Regions from separate parts of the Homo sapiens genome. Here region 1 is linked to region 2. Evidence: chromatin contacts called from ENCODE Hi-C or POLR2A ChIA-PET data. All regions are on one chromosome and are shown on one strand. Each heading gives the region's core, a stretch centred on a gene start or an enhancer-like site at or near the end of the contact. The rest is flanking DNA. Distances are from core to core; before and after follow the strand shown.

Region 1 (5,637 bases), core at 369-2,868, 300 kb before region 2:
CACTGGATCCTGGATCCATAAGTCCTCAGTGAAGTCTGCCTAAATCCTCTCTCCATCTGAAAGCATTCTTTCTTTCCTTTAAACATTTTCTGTACCCTTTTAATGGCTTCTGATGCAATTCTACTTTTATTACAGTAATTTTCTTCCATAGCTTGTCTTCTGGACTCTACTGTTCTACTGTTGATGTCATGTCTGTGTCTGATTCATCTCTGGTTCCCATCAGGCTCCTGGTAAGAATGCTGAGCACATAGGAGCATAATGCTTTGCTAAGTGAATATTTGTAGGATGAACCAATGGAGACTCTCAGCACTCTAGAAATAGAACTGATAATTTCAGATTCTATAGCCAGTGCAAACTATATGTAATGGTCTTAGCCAAATATATTTATTAAAACCTTGGAACTCTGATCTTATACCTAAGATTCTGTTTAGCAATGAGGTGCAGTGAATTATAAAGCATGACTCCTAGGACATTGTGCTGACTGGGTGGCCAAATATTTACAAAACAATCCAGTTAACCATTGGCTTAGTTTTATCATCCATGAAATGGGGAGAATATCAGCCTCATGTTATTGTTGCTGTGGCTGGCCAAGACATCCTATGTGAAAATGTTATGAAAAGTTACAAGAACTATATAAAGATTCGGGTTATTGTCTTATTTTACAAACACCATTACTAAATTGATTATTTGCTTATCTGCTTCTCCCACATTTTTGCATATGTGAATATATGGACAGGGCTGGGTAAGGTGGCTCATACCCATAATCCCAGCACTTTGGGAAGCCGAGGCAGGAGGATCACTTGAGGATCAGGAGCTCTAGACCAATCTGGCCAACATAGTGAAACCCTGTCTCTACTAAAAATAAAAAAATTAGCCAAGCTTGGTGGCATGTGCCTTTAGTCCCAGCTACTTGAAAGGTTGAGGCATGAGAATCGCCTGAACCCGGGAGGTGGAGGTTGCAGTGAGCTGAGATTGCACCACCGCACTCCAGCCTGGGAGACAGAGTGAGACTCCATCTCAAAAGTGAAAAATAATAAATAAATAAATGAACAAACAAATAAAAATGAGGGAAAAATCTATTTAAACAGTGCTGAGACAAAATATTTTAGTATTCTTTACTATGCCTCTAAATATTTGATAGATTATTAGTAGACATAAACATAGAAGACACTATTTCACATTTGCATGTTAATGAAACATTATAAATTATACATTATTTTCTATGTGGAGTACTGGAACAGTATTCATTTTTTTATGGCCATAAAAACTTAGATTGTCTCCTGAAACAGACATCAAATCCCCTTCTGTAATAGTGCCAGAAAGATCTGCAAGCTTTTTAAACCATCTCTAGTGAAATCACATAGATTTGTTTGTGCCGCTTTGCAACACGCTAGTGTGAAAGTTCATTTTAAACAAAACAGTTTTAATAATGTCATTACTAATGTACATTTGGTCATCACTAAAAAATGGGGTTTTAATATGAATGTTTCATTTTAATAAACGGCAGAGGAAGCAAGTTGCCCTGAGTCAGCAGGAAGTGGTTATACACCAGAGAACAGCCTGATTGTGTTAGATTCATCCAGAACACTGAACAACCCAGAGACGGTCCAAGAAAAAACAACTGGCTTTATTCAAATGATTAGGCTTACTGCAGCTCAATACTGAGATTCACACATTCTCCTATTATTTCTTGACCTTGTGCCAGAAACTCCCACTTACAGTAATAATTAGAATTAGTGTTTCCAGTGCATGCCTCCATCTTCCTAACAAACAGTAAAAAAAAGTGGCGCTTACAAACTATGCAGTTAATGAACATTTTCTTTATTTTGTTTGATTAATACAGCACAATTTCCCTAAATCTTTACCATTACACCCAAGTATATCTTACTTTTATAGCTAAATCACTACAAGTACCACTACTAGTACTGTCAATACTAAAATTTTGAAAAGAACCAGTGTTTCTTTCTACCTCTCATTAAATTTTAAGAAACTCCTTTCATTTTCCGGGTCAGAGCACATATGTAAAGCTGTCTTTGACTGCTGTTATTCGGGGTTCTGTGCATTTTTGGTCCAGTAAAGTAGAAAACCGTAAATACCACAAATACTGAATCACAAATGTTGCACTTAGCATATAACACAAATTACTGTGCCTGTTGTTTTAATGAGCACAGTTTGTGGAAAGGTCTGGAAGGGCCCATGAAATCTTTGTAGATGTTGATCAAATGCTTCTGTCTACATTGCCGGTCTGAACCCCTCACCAGGCTTCTCCTTAAGCTCAGCACGCACTTCCACGAGGGGATTGGCAAGAAGAGTCATGTCATATTTATGCGTTCAGTGATTCTTGTAGCTCTGTGGTTATTACCACTCACAGAAGCCTAACACATACATCCTAGGAGTTTACCCTTAGTTGGCAGGACCTAATGGGAAATCAAATAGGAATCATAAGGTGTGAAAAACAAACAGGAGAAAAATAATCAAAACTTAAAGAAATACTTAGTAGAATAAATAGGAAGAGTGAACTGAATTCCTTGTAAGAGATAGAAGTCAGGATTGGAATCCCAAAACCTAGGTTGGACCCCATACCTCTGCCACTAACTGATTTTACTCTGACTGGATGAGGCATCAAGTTAGGAAATTTGGACACTCTGAGCCTTAGTTTTCTTATTTACAAAATTAGGCGAGCAAAATTCCTACTTCAGTCACCTCACTGGTTTGTTGTCAAGAATAAATAAATGGATGCAAGTCTTATAAAGTCTACATGGCTACTGGTTGGTGAGTTTTTGAGTTCATGGCAAGAGACTGTATGGTCAATCCATCACCTTGCTCCCTTGCTTCAAGCCCTTTTTGGCTTCATGCAGCACTTGCTATCCACGCCCCTTGCTTGGCCTACAAGTCCCTCCTAGCCCTGGGCTCTGCTACCCTTTTCAGCATGGTCTCCTACATGCAGCAGCCACATGGGCCTGGGAAGAGGCCAAGATCATTTTCACTTCAAGACCTTTGATATGCAGAGCCCTGTAAATGGAATGCCCTTTCTGGAGAACCTGATGAGGCTGGCCCTTTTTCCTTCTAGCCTAGCTAAATTTTACCTCTTCAGTGGGCCTTTCTTCGCCTCTAGCTACAGTACCTTCTCCCACAGCACTCCCTATCTAACCTATTGTCTTTTTGCAATCTGAAATTATCCTCCCTGCTTCTTCGCTCACCTGATTATCCAAGAGTCCTCACAGAATGTAAGCTAACTAAGAGTGGGACTATTGCCTGTCATGTTCACTGCTTTAAAATTGGCACCTGGAAAAGTGCCCAGCCTGTAGGAGGGACTCAATAAAACTTGTTGACTGACTGATGAATATGACAGTTGGCAGTTCACTGGGAGGGATAGATAGTGGGAAGGGCCCAGCTGGTGTATGAACACCCCGACCACTGCCCTTTTTGTAAACCATGTTAAATGTGTTCTGTGCCTTCATACTATGGCTCCTGGTCTCTTCCTGTCTGAACTACCCATGTATCTCCACTCTATCTTATCTCCCAAGGTAAAAGTAATAATAATAATTATTATTATTGAAAAAAGGAGCAATTATTATTATTGCTGAAAAAAAGGAGCAATATCCTTTTCCTGAGTGATAAATTGACTGATACAAGTCAATTATCTGTCAAGAGTAATAATAATAATTGGGCACTAACTTGTAGCTAAGTATTTTACATATGTAATCTCATTTAAATTCTTAGAATATTTTATTTTTGAGTGAACCAAGGATTAGAGAGATGAAGTAATTTGTAGAAGGTCTCACCACCGCAAGAGGCAGGGCTTGCCCTCAAATGCATGTTGGTGAGAGACTCATGCTATCTCCTGCATCATACTGCTTTGTATATAGCAAAGCCCTTGCGGAGAAGAACTCACACTCTTGCTTCCACACAGCTGGACTCATTTTTTCTTCCCCCCAGTATCCCCTATCCTGGGTGATAAATTGACAGAATTATCAGAGAAATGAATCAGGCAGCTCATGCTCTTGTTTTTTCATTAATGTATATATCTTTTCAGAGGCCTTCTGAATACAAAATAACTGGCAAAGGGACACTCCAGATTGATGATCATAATACTAGCTTACATTTATGGAGCACACACTATGTGTTAGGCATTTGAAGCTTCATGACAACTCTATGAGATATATCATATTTGGATCCCTTCTCACAAATGAGGAAACTGAGCCACAATAGAGTTTAATAATTTGCCTCATGTCACACAGCTAGCAAGTGGTGGAGCTGGGATTTGTACTCACTAGTATGACTAATAGGCAGTGTGCTCAATCACTATGTTAAGCTGATGGGCCCCCGAGATCAAGGCAAGGGCTAGCTTACTTGGCCTATATGTAAAAAAAATCTCATCTTTAACAGCAACTCATTTTTCCATGTAACATCTGGCCTAAGATGAGCCCTTAAATAAATCATTTTCCATTTTTTGGCAATGTTAGTTAATGCTTCAGTCTTGTGATTATTTTTAATATTAGAATGATAAAAAAGTAGCACAGTCTTGGATAAATAAACAACCTATTTTTCATTTGTACAGATGAGCCATCATCCAAATAATATCATTAATCACCTTAATATATCTATCACCATCACTTTCTCTAGACTTGTTTCTTCCTTTGTCAATGAGAAATGTATGAAATAAAACAATTGTGTGATAAGAAATCATGCAAACAATTCACTGGCATTTCCCGTTTCTATTTTAGAATTTTTGTTGCTGTTGTTAAAATCTCAAATATTACAGATTTTAGTTAGGCCCACAATATCATTAAATTTCTCAGTTAAATAAGGGAGGATTTTATTTAAAAAGGAGCAGAAATAGTTGCACAAAGACTCCTAAAGTAAAGGTAGTTTTAATGAGACCTTTTTTTTCACTAAAAATGAGATATATTTTAGAGAAAGTCAACCAAAAGGGGAAAAAATATGACAGAAATTTTGGATCAGGCATTTTCGTAATTAACCACCAATTTCCTGATGATAAGGCAGAAAGCAAGCTAAGTCTTGGAGAAATTGCCCTCTGGGGAGAAAGGAAAAAAGGGATTTTTAGTTTGACAGTTCAACCTTGTACCAGCACCGTTTTCTCCTTCTGCCAGTTCAAGGAGTTCTAAGCACCCTTCTGTAAATCATCATCTCACATCTATTTATTATCTTCCAGCTCAGTGCACAATACTATCTGTTACACATGGATACCAGCAATAATACACGGGGGGCTCTGGTGTAGGAGACAGTAAGCTCTGTGCTCATCCACGTTCCGAGTCTCATCCTGCAACAGGGAGTTCCTGCTCACGCTGTAGCCACCATCATCAGCAATTAACACAAAGGTATTATGTTTCTAGTATTCATTCCTCTTTACTTTACTTATGCAATATGATGTTAGCCACCCAATGCTATATGGATACAGAAAGTGTCTGACTGCCTTACAGCAGCATAAGGTGGAAGAGATTATGTTTATTTATTTAATTTTTTTACTGTTAGAGAGAGCAATTTAATAGGAATTTGGTAACCTGCGTTACAAGATACTTGTATACACAGTAGCACTGTTTCTGTTCAGTGGAGAGCTAAAATAAAATGAATTCCACATCCCTGCCAGAATGCTACAAAAATGTTAGCTATTAT
Region 2 (6,196 bases), core at 1,156-3,655:
CTTCTGTGATTATAATGTTTATTTAACTTCTAGACACATATTAAGAAAATAGAAAAATCTTTATTTTAAATCTTGTATAAATATACCTATATTAGGATAACATGTTCCGCTGACTAGCAGTCTCTATGATATCCTGTAATTTTTGAAGAAAAGAACAAACGTTGAAATCATAATGTAAACATAACACACAATTTCATTGCATATATTGTTACAGAAAATATGCAGTAGATATTGGCTTGGGATACCTGACAATTAGCAACTTTAAAAAAAGTAGGTCATGTACTATATAAACACTATATAAATCTTCAGTAAATAACCACGATACCATGTAATAACTTCCTTTCATATCAAAACAGTTTTTTTATCACTTATATTATCATTTAAACTATCTTTAATTTGGCATGGTTTTCTTCTTCCCTTAATAGACTCCTCTATAAAGTGTAATATTTCCAAGAACACAAAATAGAACTGCAGTTGCTATTTAACTTAATACTCTAAAGTTTTTAAACTAACAAAATAACGTTTAGTTATTTGAAAATTAATGATGATATCTCATGTAAATCCACAATTTTATATGTATACTGTTCACATTGTTGTTAAAATATAGCAGAATGCAGATGGTGATAACAAAACTGATATTATCTGACATAAATATAAATTTGTCAGACAAATGTGCTATCTCGCTCTGTACTCTATGAAATATAGGGATAAACTACAGGCACTTTTAATCCAACCAGTAAATTTTTTTAGAGTTATTAATCTCTGGTAGAGAATCAAATAATTCAAATATTTAAACAAGTTAGAAATCAGTATGCTTACATGATCCAAAAGTAATCCAACGGAATTAAGTGTAATGCTATCTTCCCAGAACTTAGTTTTTAAACACATATACACATGCAACAAACATAAAGACTCCAGATAAAAATTGATTTTGATTATGGTCAAATACTGACAAATAGGTTTATCTTCCTTATTCTGCATCTCAAACCATAGTAGAAAAGAATATTAATGATGAAATGTATAAAGGGTTTATGTAATAACTATGGTAAAGATTGATTGAGCACCATTGCTCCGCGAACCGTCTAAAATAAATGGGGTCTTGAGAAAGAGATATTTTTCTGCATCTCAAAGCCATCTCCTCTACTTGGGCTCACAATACTCTCTCCTCACCTGTCGAGGCATCTTCTCACCTGTCGAGAGCACATTCATAGCATCTTTCTTTTACAGCTTCATCTCTCCTTCTCCATGGGCTTCTTCCCTTGTGTCTCCAAATATGCATGATTCTCCATTTAAAAAGCAAAAATTATTTCTTTTCATTCTTCTAATTCTTCTAACCTATTAATATATTCCTTTCCACAAATTTTCATAGGAATCATATGCATTTTACTCTGGATGATGAAGGCTAGTAAGACTGAGCAGCATGACATGAATTCATTAACATATTTAACACTAGGCAAGGGTCGTATGAGATTCACTGAATGAGATTAGTAGCCCACAAATCCTCTTCTTTACTTGCTTCTTTTAAGAACTCAACCATTCTCATTTCTCATTACTGAGCTTCCATTCAAACTAAATATCCTTTGTTCATTCTTCAACTCTTCAACAGAGCACATTTCACTCTTTTTTCATAACAATGAAGCTCTGGCTGCTTTCCCGCCTTTCCACACTCTCATTTGAGGTTACTTGCATTGTCCCTCTCTATAGCTTCGTCTGTCTGCAAATGCCTCCTACAAGACACTCTTTTCTCCTTAGCATTTACTCTTCAGGAGAATTCATCCAGTCTCATATCTAATCACTGACTCATTCTGCAAACATTCAGAGGGTGTTTATTCTATGCATGCCAGTGTCCTGAGCACTGAGTTCACAAGTATGAGTAAGGCAACATACTTGTCCTTAGAGAGCTTAGAATTGAGTTGAGGAAAAGACAAAAAAAAAAAAGAAAAGAAAGCAGTTATTGAGGTGTAGCTAGGACAATGGGCCCTGCAGAGGAGAGGAAGCCTCCTAGATAACGGAACATTTGAATCATAACTTAGTAGAAGATGGTCAGGTATTTAAACATATATATACATATATACCTATATACATATTTAATATGTGATATATGTTTACATAATATTATATATACACATAATATTATATATTATATATGTATATATGTGTATATATTGTATGTGTAAATGTGTGTATATATACACACATATATGTGTATATATTGTATGTGTATATATACACACATATATGTGTATATATTGTATGTGTATATATGTGTATATATACACATATGTGTCCCACATGCCTAAAACTTACTCCTCCTTTTTTTTTTTTTTTTTTTTTTTGGAGATAGTGAGATGGGGTTTCCCTCTGTCACCCAGTCTGGAGTGCATGATCCTGACTCACTGCAACCTCCACCTCCTGGGCTCAAGAGATTCTCACGCCTCAAACTCCTGAGTAGCTGTGACCACAGATGCATGCCACCATGCCTGGCTAATTTTTTGAATTTTTGGTAGAGACAGGGTTTTGCCATGTTGCCCAGGCTGGTCTCAAACTCCTGGGCTCAGGTGATCTGTCCCCCCAGCCTCCCAAAGTACTGAGCCACTTTTGGCCTGGTCACTCTCTCTTTCTTTAAAACAACTCCCCTCTTCTACTTCGCCATTTCTTTAACACTGCAATGGGGCTCTCTGGTCCACTAGACTTGAAAAGCCCACATTCACATTCTATCATTCTTAGGAAAAATATATTTTGCCCATACCAATTATACTGTTACCATTTTAACTTCAGAAAATCCTGGATGGGTGTGAGCGTTTGACTTAAAAAAGTACAAATCCTAGGTTTTCTTGCAATCAGTGAATTTAATCAGTCTGGGGCAGCTTGGGAAACAGGTATTTTTTTTAATATCACCAGGTGACTCTAATATGAAGCCACTTGTCTATGTTCTCATCACTACAAACCTCCATCTAATCTGTCCCTAATCTGTTTCAACAGAAAAATGTCAAATTAATCTTGCAAAAACACTGCTTTAATCACATTTCTCAGATCTAATACAACTGGAACCTTCTCACTTGATCTCTGCAATTTAAAATTCTAAAAAAATTCTGTCTTCTAACAAATATTCTTCATTCATTCATGTAATCAGCTGTTATTCAGTATCTAAATGTTAGGCTCAGGGAACTGATAGTTCTCAACTCCTCACAGTCTTCATTCCAACAAAAAAGACAGACACTATATAACCACAATTAAGTGTGATCAGTCTTAAGACAAGGAAATACTAGACTCTAAAGAAACCCATAACAAGAGAAGTTAGCTTAGTTGTCAAAGATGATCCGCTACGCTTTAAATTGAAACATCATCAAAAATTTATCAGGTAAAATGGAGAGGGAAAGGGACGATTTCCAAAAGGTAGGCCAGCATAAGCAGCATATGGTGGTTAAGTGAGAGAGATACCTCACCACTTTTGAAATGTGGAAATAGTTTCATTTCTAAGGGGGGTAATTTGTAAGGAGAACTGTTAGATATGAGTGAGGCCAGACCACACAGGCCCTTATAATGCAGCTAAGGAGTCTGGACTTTATTCTGAAGGAAATGGAAAATCACTGAGTACTTTTATGCAGGGAGTCATTTGCAAGTTTGTGTTTTTGAAAGATCACTCCAGCAGCAATGCAAGGAACAGATGAAGGGGAAGCAAAATTAGAGTTGGAGAGGACATGTGAGAGACTTGCAGTAATAATGAAAGAGATAGGGAATGGATGGTTTGGATTAAAGAAAATTAGATGGATTGGGAAGGAGTTCAGATTTAGAGTCAACAGTCCTTGGTGACAGCGAATATAAGGAACAGAGTGATACTAGGGATGACTCCCATATTACTGGTTTGGAAAAGTTGGTGAATGGAAGCATGATTTACTGAAGCAAAGAATATTGCCAGCAAAACAGTATTTTCTGTGTTGTCGGGTGGAGAAACGTAATTAACTCACTTTCAGATATTTTAAGTTTGAAGTTTCTTAAAAACAAGTTGGCTCTGAGTGAATGGATATCAGAGTGGTGGGACAACAATCAGGAGTGGCCACAGATGCCAAAGGAAAGGAGGAAAGGTAGTGAATGTTGCAGGAAGGGGCTTATTAGATTCGCAGACCCATCAGTTATTAGTAACCTAAGGGGGAAGGCAGAGTAGAGTGTGCTGAAGAGTGATAATGAAGGGAGAAAATGGACAGTCAGTGTTGAAAACTCTCCCAAAAGTCTGATCAGGGAAGAAAAGAAAGATTTTGAAATAATCAGAGGAAGTGCTGCACTTTACGATGGTTTGTTTTCCTTGGGTCAATGAGTTTGGTAGGAGTTTTGTTTAGTTTTAAATTTGATAAGTAGGCATATGTTTACATTCTGAAGGAAAGGGCCAGCATAAAGAGAAACACTGAAAATCATGAGGAGACAGTATGTATAACCATGGCTCAAAGTCTATGAGACATTAAGAGAGGGTGAGATCCAGAAAAGAATTGGAGCCTTTAAAAACCTTTATGTAAGGGAAGTTCCTTCTCAATCTTAGTAGGATGGAAACGACTGTCAAATAATAGCTTATTCCAATGCAATTTTAACTATTCCAGAAAACAGTAAGGACAATAAATTTTTTAAAAAAATTAAAAAGCAATGAAAGCATTCATACTAAAACATGAAAAAAATTCAAAAGCATCTACAGAAAAATCTCACTTGTGAATATCAGTGCAAATATCCTAAGTGAGATGTTAAAAAGCAAAATCAAGAAATGGTTTAACATAACAAGAAGAAAAGAGGTGTAGTAGCTGAACATCTTCAGGAATGCCAAGATGGGAGTTGAATGCCAGTCACTGTTGGCATTTAATAGGAAGAAGGGGGAAGACGGAAGAGGAAGGAAATCTATGCCAGGTATTCCTCTTCTTGTTAGGAAAGCAAATATTCTTCTAAGTTTCCCTGGAAGTCTGCTGTTTGTCATATGGGCCATAATTGAGTCACTTGGCCTCTCGTAACTAAAAATGAGGGTGTGTGGTGAGCAATTACCTCCAAACTCAGTGTAGAAGCAGCAAGGGAGCTTGGGATTGAGAATGGCTTGCGAATACTCATCAATAATCTATGCACAGCATGCATTCATTTCTTTGTATTTTACTCTTTACTGTATCTTAATTTACATTTGCAAATCAAAGTATAAATTGATGCTGCTGTAAAAAAATTAAAACTAAAAAAAGAACTACTTTAAAATTATAGTACATCACAAGTAAAACCATCAAATCTATTAATCTAATTCACCTAATTGACAGAAAAAAATTATATAGTCATTCCTTGGATCAGAAAAGACATGACAACATTAAACATCCATTCTAGATTTTTTTAAACATTCATCAAAATAAGTATATATGAATACTTTCTTAACAGTGCATGTGTGTATGTGTGTGTGTGCACGCGCGCGCGTGTGTGCGTTGTGTGTATGTGTCAGAGAGACGAGAGAAATATCAGCCCACAAACTGGCATTCAACCTAATGGAGACATTCTTGCTGAAGTTTAAACAAGAAAAGGATAGTCACACTCACCACTGCTATTTCATTTTGTACTGACAAGAGAAAATAATTAGAGATATAACACTTAAAGGGGGTGGGAAAACTCTTCCTATTTGCAGAAAATTTTGTTATTGGAAAACACAAAAGAATAAAATGGAGAAAAACACTACAAAAGCAAGATAATTGAGAATGAATTAAGATAGCAAGGAAAATAATTAATTCATAAAAATTAGTATCAATCATACGTAGATACAGCAAGTGAGAAGATAAATGGAAAATAATATACATTTACAATAGCCACAGAAAGATAAAATATTATGAAATAAACTTTGAAAAATGTGCCAAACCTATATAAGCAAAACCTGAAAATACTCCTAAAATACACCTAAGCGTGACTGAAGAAATAGAAAGACATATCATGTTGTTGGATAGGAAGGTGCAACATAATGAAAATATAAACTATAAGTTAATTTACACATTATACACAATTCCAATAAAAATATCAATAGATTTGTTGTAGAAATATACAAGCTAATTCTAAGTGTATACGGAAAAAATAAAAAAGAGTAAATTACCAGGAAAACTTTTTTTTTTTTAAAGAACACTGATGTAGGAATAATTCTACTAGGTATTAATCATACTCAAAAGCAGTGCTATCTAATAAAAATATTAACGAAAGC

Evidence for each region. Hi-C counts contacts between places; a loop is a spot of excess contacts on that map. ChIA-PET counts read pairs that join two places held with the same protein, here RNA polymerase II (POLR2A). Pooled maps may share reads with other maps.
Region 1: a map of endothelial cell of umbilical vein shows a loop between it and region 2 (10-fold over the local background). The contact joins two enhancer-like sites. A Hi-C loop is called at or near these places in 1 of 168 maps with a recorded cell type or tissue (endothelial cell of umbilical vein) and 2 of 50 pooled maps. POLR2A ChIA-PET finds 5 or more read pairs at or near these places in 2 of 52 experiments (GM12878 and naive thymus-derived CD8-positive, alpha-beta T cell).

Annotation. Positions count from the first base shown.
Region 1 is chr1:98,384,557-98,390,193 of GRCh38, reverse strand. No RefSeq gene overlaps it. Among named protein-coding and RNA genes, the nearest start is that of LINC01776, 180 kb to the right of the region's middle. Within about 2 kb of position 1,618, at least 6 of the 41 ENCODE cell types and tissues checked have a DNase peak (open chromatin) inside an H3K27ac peak, as active enhancers do.
Region 2 is chr1:98,082,565-98,088,760 of GRCh38, reverse strand. The region is part of intron 1 of LOC124900404 (a long non-coding RNA gene); the gene reads right to left. Among named protein-coding and RNA genes, the nearest start is that of MIR137HG, 36 kb to the right of the region's middle. RefSeq lists an enhancer at 1,330-1,879. Within about 2 kb of position 2,405, at least 2 of the 41 ENCODE cell types and tissues checked have a DNase peak (open chromatin) inside an H3K27ac peak, as active enhancers do.